2 separate regions of the Homo sapiens genome follow, and region 2 is linked to region 1. Evidence: read pairs that join two places in POLR2A ChIA-PET (ENCODE). Cell type or tissue: PC-3. All regions are shown on one strand. Region 1 overlaps DCAF5 (DDB1 and CUL4 associated factor 5). Region 2 overlaps SUSD6 (sushi domain containing 6).

Evidence for each region. ChIA-PET counts read pairs that join two places held together with the same protein. Peaks named below come from ENCODE experiments on the same cell type or tissue, not always from the same donor. Only the 100,000 strongest peaks of a DNase experiment are listed, where the experiment ranks them.
Region 2: POLR2A ChIA-PET joins it to region 1 with 5 read pairs; 1 of 35 experiments calls an interaction of 5 or more read pairs at or near these places.

Annotation. Positions count from the first base shown.
Region 1 is chr14:69,057,560-69,062,559 of GRCh38, reverse strand. DCAF5 (DDB1 and CUL4 associated factor 5) reads left to right here. Exons shown (of 9, transcript NM_003861.3): 8 at 49-176. Among named protein-coding and RNA genes, the nearest start is that of ACTN1-DT, 80 kb to the right of the region's middle. In PC-3, no CTCF peak of the experiment used is centred here; a DNase peak (open chromatin) is centred at 2,459; H3K27ac peaks cover 1,116 bases.
Region 2 is chr14:69,652,125-69,657,124 of GRCh38, reverse strand. The region is part of intron 1 of SUSD6 (sushi domain containing 6); the gene reads right to left. Among named protein-coding and RNA genes, the nearest start is that of SUSD6, 43 kb to the right of the region's middle. In PC-3, no CTCF peak of the experiment used is centred here; a DNase peak (open chromatin) is centred at 2,794; H3K27ac peaks cover 1,946 bases.

The DNA.
Region 1 (5,000 bases):
CTTTCATTCATTTCATCATCTGATTTTTGTTTCCTTCTGTTTTCCCAGGTGGCATTGGTAGGGTGGTCAACGGAGCCTTCATGGTGCTGAAAGGGCATCGATCTATTGTTAACCAAGTCCGATTTAATCCCCACACCTACATGATCTGCTCTTCTGGTGTAGAAAAGATTATCAAGGTGAGGCACCTTCCCCTTCTGTCCTTTTAGAGAAATTCTCACAATTTATAATTAGAAGAAACTAGAACAATTTATGTAGGACCTCATATTTAAACATACTAAAGGTCTATCAGAATTCTCAGATTTTAACATATTACAAAATATTAGAAAGCTGATATTAAAAAGTGATGCCAGGCATAGTGACAGTACCTGTAGTCCCAGCTACTTGGGAGGCTGAGGCAGGAGGATCACTTCAGCCTAAGAGTTTGAGGCCAGCCTGGAGAACATAGCAAGACATCATCTTAAAAAATAAAATAAAAAATAAAAATAAATAAATTTTAAAAAAAGAAGAAAGAAAGGTGATTTAAAATGCTCTTTTCAGAACCATTTAGTTTTTCATTAAAAAAATTTTTTTAGAGACAGGGTGTTGCTGTGTTGCCCAAGCTGGATTCAAACTTCTGGGCTCAAGCGATCCTTCTGCCTGAGCCCCCCAAAGTAGCTGGAACTACAGGCATGCACCACTGTACCTGGCTTGGAACCATTTTTTTAAACTAATCACTAGGCTTTGAAACAGAGGTTGTCTTCTAGACACTACCTTGTATGCTGCAACATTTTCAAAAGCCTTTGGCCTTGAGTATAATGTATTCTGTTTTCCAAACCTCATCTGGAGGTTAGGAGAGCCACTATGCCCTCAGTTACTTTGTATGTACTTTGCATTAATTGCCATCCTAATATGGCATGGATAAAACTACTGATTGCCAGAATCATAGTTAAATTGTCTCAGGATATATCACAAAAACTACTGCATGTGGTTGTAATTGAGGCTACTTGGGTATGAATACTAAATACTTGGATCATTTGCACATTGGCTGAATGAACTCACCTCTACCAGGAAATGTTTTTATAACTGCAAAAGTGGGTCCTAGCCTGGCCTGTGTCCACAGAAGGATGACCCACTGCCCATCACTTGTATTCCAGTTGCTAGTACCATTTTTTCCACATCTGAGAAAATGAGAATTCACGGTAAATGATTAATTCTTGAGGTCCCTGAGATAATGACTTTTAAGTAAGAATAGGTGATGTTCCTGCCAAAAGCTAAAATACCTCGATTTTGCCTGGGTGTGGTGGCTCACACCTGTAATCCCAGTACTTTGGGAGGCTGAGGCAAAAGGATCACTTGAGCCCAGGAGTTTGAGACCAGCCTGGGCAACATAGTGGGACGTGGTCTCTACAAAAAATTTAAAAATTAGTGTATACCTGTGGTTTTAGCTACTTGGGAGGCTAAGGCTGAGGGATTGCTTGAACCTAGGAGGTCGTGCTACAGTGAACCATGTTCCCACCACTGCACTCCAGCCTAGGCAACAGAGTGAGACCCTTGTTTAAAAAAAAAAAATCCTCAATTTTTTTATTAAAATGACTTTGAAAACCTGAGAGTTTTCAGAGAAAAAAATAAAAATTGTGATTATTTTATTTCATAATTTTCATTTTCTTTTGTTCTTAAAAAAATAACTATCCAGAGCTAAATCAAATTGTACTTCATGGCAGGGGGCAGCTGTCAGAAATAAAATATTGAGGCCAGGCGTGGTGGCTCACGCCTGTAATCTCTACACTCTGGGAGGCCGAGGCAAGTGGATCAGCTGAGGTTAGGTGTTCGAGACCAGCCTGGCCCAAATGGTGAAACCCTGTCTCTACTAAAACTACAAAAATTAGTCGGGTGTGGTGGTGTGTGCCTGTAGTCTCAGCTACTCAGGAGGCTGAGGCAGGAGGATCACTTGAACCCAGGACGCGGAGGTTGTAGTGAGCCAAGATTGTGCCACTGCACTCCAGACTGAGTGACAAAGCGAGACTCTGTCTCCAAAAAAAAAAAGAAATATAATATTGGCATGTAGGTCAGTATTTTTATTTGCCCTTAGTCCAACTTCCTTGATTTAGGCTTTGCTGGTCTTGTGGATCAGAGCTGACTTTCATTGCAGCACACATTTCCCCGTGGGGCTAGAATGAGGAAATCATTTTTACTTTTTCGTTTTACAGATGATGAGATTTAAATTATAAATTAACTGTCCAAGGTCACACAGCTAATTGGTGGCAAAGCTAGGATAGAGCCCTGCCCTTTGTTCTTCCCAGTCACCACCACATTTGCCATGCTGGTGGGAAGGCAGCAAGCATCCTGATTCTGCTGCTGGATTCTATCCTTTCAGTAGGGCAGTCATTGAAATGGCCCAGTCCCTTGCATTGCTTTCCCTTCTCCTTTGGCTGATGACTAATGGGTTGACTCTGTAACGTGTCCTCTCCGGGCCTGTTGACGTCATTCTGTTTCTCAGAGAGCTTTCTGCTTGGGTATCTCCTTTACAAGAGGAATTCCTGCTTGAGTGTGCACTCTGGGATGCTTCTGTGATAAATCTCCCTATTTATTGTTTAGTCAACTGAAGTCCTTGCCCTAAATGTCATATGTTGCAAACTAGCCAAGTTCTCAGAGGAAAAAGAGAAAAAAGTGTTTTATCTGTGAGGTTATCCAGACTGAACTATGGAGCTCACTGCTCCCTAGTTTGCATGGGATCTGAACCCTCTTCCACCAGGAGGCACATTTAGCCCTTTGAAACATTAAGTATGTACAGATGATCATAGTGAGAAGGAAAGCAAAAAGCTCTGGAGTCCTCAGCTTTGCTGTCTCACAGGTGTCATCCCCATTCACAGTCTGGCTGGGAATGGCATGGCACTAAGCATTGCAGGAAGGCAGGTGGTAAGGAGAAGGATGAGACCAATGGCCATGCTGGCCTCATCTCAATTGGAATTACTGCCTCACCCTGCACTTACGTTATCCTGAAAGGCCGCTGAGTCTCGACCCTTGGTTCTGTCTCCCATCTGGAAAGTGAGGGTGCTGACAGTGACTTACCACCCAGGAGTGCCTTGTGAATTACCTGTGCCTAACTCCTATTTTAATAAATGTCACTTTCCTGCCTGCTATTTCTGAGAGGATCAGTGGCTCAAAGAGCGTTAGCCACCACATTCTGGTCCAGCCTGAGACCTGCTTTTCTCTCTCTACTCCCCCTTCTTTCTGTCCTTGTCCTTTACTGCCACCTTCCTGGCTAGGAGAAGAGTCCCTATTGTCAGGGACAACACAGGGAAACCCCATCTCTATGAAAAATTTAAAAATTAGCCAGGCATGGTGGTGCCTGCCTGTGCTCTCAGTTACTCGGGAGGCTGAGGTGGGACGATCACTTGGGCCCAGGATTGAAGCTGCAGTGGGCCATGTTCATGCCACTGCACTCCAGCATGGGTGACAGAGTGAGACCCTTTCCCAAAAATAAAAGCGTATCATGATCACTTGTGTAACCCAAACACTTGTCACTTAATTGCTTTCCATTTTTATGATGTTTGAATAAGAATTGAACTGCATCCTTTTTCTCAGCAGCCCCTTAAGCTAAACTTCACTGTGCATGGAGAGGAAAATATTTGTCTCATCTCTCGTCTTGTCTCTTCACTTCTTCCTTTCTTTTCCTTCTTTTCTTTCCTTTTTTTTTTTTTTTTGAGACAGGATCTTACTGTGTCACCCAGCAGGCTGGAGTACAGTGGCACGATCATGGCTCACTGCAGCCTCAACCTCCCCAGGCTTAGGTGATCCTCCCATCTCAGGCTCCTGAGTAGCTGGGACTTCAGGTGTACACCACCACTCCTGGCTAATTTTTGTATTTTGTAGAGACGGGGTTTTGCCATGTTGTCCAGATTGGTCTCAAATTCCTGGGCTCAAGCGATCCTCCTGCCTTGACGTCCCAAAGTCCTGGGATTACAGGTGTGAGCCACCACGCCTGGCTCTTTCTCATGAACTTTGCCCGATTATGAGACATGTCTAGCCATATATATATATATGTATTTTTTTTCTTTTTTGAGACAGGATTTCGCTCTTGTCACCCAAGCTGGAGTGCAGTGGCGCGATCTCGGCTCACTGCAACCTTTTCCTCCTGGGTTCAAGCAATTCTCCTGCCTCAGCCTCCCGAGTAGCTGGGACTACAGGCACCTGTCACCACGCCCAGCTAATTTTTGTATTTTTGGTAGAGACAGGGTTTTACCACGTTGGCCAGGCTGGTCTCGAATTCCTGACCTCAAGTGATCTACCCGCCACGGCCTCCCAAAGTGCTAGGATTACAGGCTTGAGCCACCACGCCCGGCTGCCACATTTAACATGTAACAGGAAGTTGGTTTTTCATTGATTCACTTCTGAGTTGTTAACTTTCCAGTGTAAAGAGATTACCAATTTCACAAATGGTTGGAATTTATATATTAATACTAAGGATTAGGACCAAGATAATAGGAACGGTCAGTACTTATAATGTTCAGAAGTTTCTCTGAGGGTGGGTTTTAACATTCTGGTTGAGGCATTCAATTGCCAAATGAAAGAGAAAACATCACATTTATTGGTGTTGGGTATGGGCTTTGGTATCATTCTCATTTACACATATGAGAAACAGGCTTTCAAGTGTGAGGTCATTTGCTCAGGGCCACAGGAAATGACAGGTCTGGGGTTCCTACCTGCTCCCCTTACTGCTGAAGTGCTGTACTGTGTGTCTGGAGTGAAGGTTTTGTTTTGCTCTGAATCTTAGGATTGGATGAGACCCATCTAATTTACTGTTTAGAGGAAGGAGCTGCGCATCACCCACTAACTAGGAGTCAGTGGGAACCCCTACTCAAGACTCCTGCCTCTTAATCCTGTGTTTCACTCCATTACTCCAGGCTTCAGGAATGAACAGTCTACCTCAGCTTAATACATTCCAGAGCTCAAATGCAAACTAACTTTCAGTGTTATGACTTTCATTCCTGAAGGGAAAATGTAGGAGCTGGGTAGTAATA
Region 2 (5,000 bases), 590 kb before region 1:
CCCTCCTAAAGAGGGTAACTGAAAACAGCAACGTAAGTTGTCTCTGTCCAAAGCAAGACTCTCTGTGAGAATTGTCAAAGGTTCATGAACAGAGCTGGCCACTGGTCCTCACCCATTTCCCTCTAATAATTGTGACTATAGCAGTCTTCTGTCCCCAGGTTTCACCCAGACTCCAGTTTGAGCCTTTAAAACTGTAGAACAGGGATGGTTCATGCAGAGGTCTGGGATGGAGTCTGTGAGTGACCACCAAACAGTACACAAAACTGTGTGTCGAATGTGTGCCCATTTATGTGGCTAAGAACAGTAAAGTCAGAATGCCTGGATTCAAATCTGTTTCTTTATTATGACCTTGTGGTCAAGTCATATAACCTCTCTTAGCCTTAGTCTCCTCATCTGTAAAATAGGGATAGTAACCATACTAACTTCGTAGAGTTGATGTAAGGATTAGGATAGACAAAGTGCCTGGCAAAGTGCTTGGTGCTTTGTAAGTCCTCAGTAAACACTGGCTGCTGCTGCTGTTGTAATCATTAATAAGACCTGCACAGTAGGGGCCTTAGAGTTCCTCAAGTTCCACCATCTCATTTGACAGATGCCAAATTAAGGTCCAAAGTGGTTAAGGGATATACTCAGAGGCCCCAGCTGGTCAGTGACAGAACTGGCAATGGGCCCTTTGGTATTGCTGTTTTAGGTGCAGTCACACCAGGTAACCCTACCGGGCAGTTGTCATCCCCTCAAGGCAATAACCAGTGGATCATCAAGAATGACACCTGCATGTGCCACATCACAGCACGTGTATAAAAAATATTTAAGCAGTGAATAAATGAGGCCACATAAGGTAGTGCTTAGGTGTTTTGTGCATAAGTGGTGGTAGTCAGGAAAGACTGCCTAGAGGAGGTGATGCTGAGTCCTAAAGGATGTGAGAGGGAGGGAGGGAGGGAAGAATGGAGGAATAGGGAGGGAGGGAAGAATGGAGGAAGACGGAGGGAGGGAAGAATGGAGGAAGAGGAAGAGGAAGGGAAAGGAAAGGAGGAAGGAAGGAAAAGAAAAAAAAAAGGAAGCACCAAATACAAGTGGATCAGAGTACTATGGGAGCACATTACTCCTGGCAGAGGCTGGAGGCAGGGGCTAAGCAGAGGGGTTTAAACTTTACCCTTACAAGGATTCTAAACAGGGAAATTATAAGACTAAACTCATTTAGGAAGATCATACTGGCAGGGATTTTAGAGGATTTTGGTGGGGTGTGAGGGGACAGGCAAGGGAAGAGCAGTGGGGCCGGCCAAATGGTAAAGAATCTTAAATTTAGTTTTTTGGCGTTTTTTGGTTGTTTTTTAAAAGACAGGGTCTCACTCTGTCATCCAGGCTGGAATGCAGTGGTGTGAGCACAGCTCACCTGAACCTCTGGGCTCAAGCAATCCTTCTGCTTCAGCATCCCAAGCAGCTGGGACTATAGGAGCACGCCACCACACCTAACTTTTTTTTTTTTTCTTTTAAAGAGAGAGGATGTCTCACTATGTCGCCCAGGCTGCTCTCAAACTTCTGGCCTCAAGTGATACTCCTAACTCAGCCTCCCAAAGGGCTGAAATTAGAGGGATGAGCCACTCTGCCTGGCTAGCATTTTATAATCAATATAGAATCCTTCGGAGAGCAACTTGTTAATAACTATTCCAAAAAAATGCACATATACTCTGACTTATCAGTTCTAGAATGTGCCCTAAGAAATCACATGTGCAATGACATATATGAAAGATATTCATGTATTGTTTGTAAAGGCAAAAGACTGAAGTAACCTAAAAGTTCATGAAAGGGGAGTATACTTAAATAAGTTATAGTACACCCAATATAATGGAATACCGTACAGAGGTTTAAAAAGAACAGGGCAATTCAACCTGTGCTAATATGGAATGACTTCTAAAATTAGTATGTGAAAAAAATAACCTGGGTATATGCATGTATTTTTGAAAGACAGACACACACACACACCCCTATAAGCACGGAAAAACTCACCTGGAATAAAGCATAAGAAATTGGTAACTGCCGGGCACAGTGGCTCATGCCTATAATCCCAGCACTTTGGGAGGCCGAGGCGGGTGGATCACAAGGTGAGGAGTTCAAGGCCAGCCTGGCCAAAACGGTGAAACCCCGTCTCTACTAGATATACAAAAATTAGCCAGGTGTGGTGGCGGGCACCTGTAATCCCAGCTACTCAGGAGGCTGAGGCAGGAGAATCGCTTGAACCCAGGAGGCGGAGGTTGTGGTGAGCCGATATTGTGCCACTGCACTCCAGCCTGGGTGACAGAATGAGACTCTGTTTCACACACACACACACACACACACCAAAAAAAAAAAAAAAAAAGAAATTGGTAACTAATGGTCGCCTTCAGGGAGGGGAACTGAGTGGTTAACGGGGAAGGAGAAAAAAAATTTTTAACTGCATATATTCCCTTTTACTATATTGAGTGTTGTACTTTGTACATGTATTATCTATTCAAACAAAATGTTAAGTTAATGTAGCAAGGCCTTCCTATAGACCACTTGTCTCCTCTCTCAACAAACTGCCATTAAAACAAATCCCAAAAACCTAATTGCTCCCTCTACCAGGAATAGAGTCATTTTAGGGGCTCAGCACAAGGGTCATCTAGAGGAATTCTTTCCTGACACTTCACACCACACCCACCTCCAACGTAGAAATGACCCCTTCTTACCCTGCTATGACTGTACCTTTAACAGGTTATTGTATCTATTTGTTTATCTGTCTCACCACACCAGGCTGAGACTTCCTTGAAGGCAGGGACAGTGAATTACTCAACTCGGAATCTTCAATAGCCAGCACAAGGCCTGGCATCTGACAGGCAGGTAGCAAAGGTCTGCCAAAATCATGAATACTGTGGGGAGGAGCCGGTATGGAAATGGAGCAGACAAGATGTACATGTATGAGTTCCTGATCAGTTTTAGGTTTTTTGTTTGTTTTTGGTTTTGCTTTGCAGGAATAGCTGGCTCCTCCCTTACTGCTTAAGCAGCTACCTGAGTCGAGGAACCAATTCCATCCTGAAGCCTAAGACGGGACAGGTGCAGAACAGACGGGGTGATGGAAATGAGGGCTTTGCAAAGAAAAGATAAATAGAAGGTAGTCAGTGGGGTGTTTATATGTAAGGCTAGGCCAAGGGTTACTGCTTCAGAAATAAAACAGAGGAAAGCTAACCCCTAAATCTCCAAAGTATTGCCCAGAATGGGAGAACCCAGCTACTGTGGAGAAAGGGCCACAGTATAAATCTAATCATTTTAAGAAATAATCTGCCTTGAATATAGAATTTAAAAAAACAAGACTTGTCCTTGGATTGTGGCTTTAGTACACCAAGCAAAAAAAAAAAAAAAAAAAAGTTTCACTAGGTATTCATTATCCCTAGAGAAATACTGAGGCTAAAACTTTGTTTAAACAAAAAGAATCCATTTCACTTCAGTATTCCTTTGGCATGTTAGTGACTACTCCTCCTAATTAAAAAAAATTATCACTGAAGAGGAACCTAGAACTAAGCATCAAGTTCAAAACTAGCACTCGGCCATCCTCACAAGGAATATCACATCTGAACTTAGAGCTGAGACAGAGGAGAGGGCCTCAATGACTCAGTCCCACCTCCGCCACCAGCCAGGGAGCTGGTCATGAAGGCTCTCTGCCTTCTGTTTCCACATCTGAAAAAGGCTCTAAGGCCACAGAATTCTTCACCGCTTCTACCCTTCTCTTGCTGTAATCCATCTCTTACCCCAATAGCCGGCTTTCCTCTTCAAAACACAGGTAAGGAGAGTCACCGTTCTGATTTTATTTCTTGGGAACTAGTGCTGCTGCCCCAACACCTGGTGGTAGCAGGAGGCCTCAGCTCGACCGTCAGCCCCAAAAGGGCAGCCTCTCCCACCTCTGTAAACCTAGAATATCAACAGCTGGGTGACTGCCCTACTGAATGTGATGTCGTGGACACTCACTTCCTGTCCGTAAGTTCCTCCAATGAGGAAGAAAACTGCCCTCAAGCCACAGCTCTGACCTTGAGGAAGTCACTTACTTCATCTCTGCCCCTGTTTCCTCATTTGTAAAATGGGGCTGTTACTTGCTTTGACTATCTCCGTAGACTCTGTTGAGGCTCAAAAGGAACAAAATATGAGGAAATGCTTTGTAAACTAGAAACACCTGGGGCTTATGTTTATTGTCTTAGCCAGAAGCCAAGACAGCAGAGGGCTGAGAAATGATGACACGCACGGTGGGCTTCTGGTAAGGGCCTGCAACACAAGCCCAAAGTTCACATGGTTTACTTGCTTGTTGTTGCCACAGATGCTTCCAAGTTAACCCAAGAGCCTGCTAATAAGTTTAAAGGTGCCCTGGAGTCACCTTCAAAAATGGCTCTGGCCTTGGGAGGCAACAGCAGCAGCAGCTAGGGCCAGCCAGGAAACAGCCAGGGCCCAGATCTCCTCAGTCCACGTGCCTGGGGCCCACCCCTGCTGAGAATGCCATAGTCCTGCTGAAGGTGCAAGGTCATCTCACACTATCAAACACTATCAAACACTTCTCCTAAAGGCAAGAGGGGTCTGATTCAGTCAAGCGTGGCTCCCAGGTGCTGCGTGGGTAAAGTCAGACTCCGTTTACATGTAATTTTTATTTTTATTTATTTATTTATTTATTTTTTCCGAGACAGAGTCTCACTCTGTTGCCCAGGCTGGAGTGCAGTGGGAGTGGCACAATCTTGGGTCACGGCAGCCTTTGCCTCCTGGCTTCAAGTGATTCTCGTGCCTCAGCCTCCTGAGTAGCTGGGACTACAGGCGCACGCCACCATGACTGGCTAATTTTTGTATTTTTAGTAGAGACAGGGTTTTGCCATGTCAATCAAGCTGGTCTCTAACTCCTGACCTCAAGTGATCTGCCTGTCTCGACCTCTACATGTAATTTTTAGAACAAATTTTTTCCTAAACCATGGCTCCTCTGTCCATTAGTTAAGAGAGGGAACTGGGATGATAAA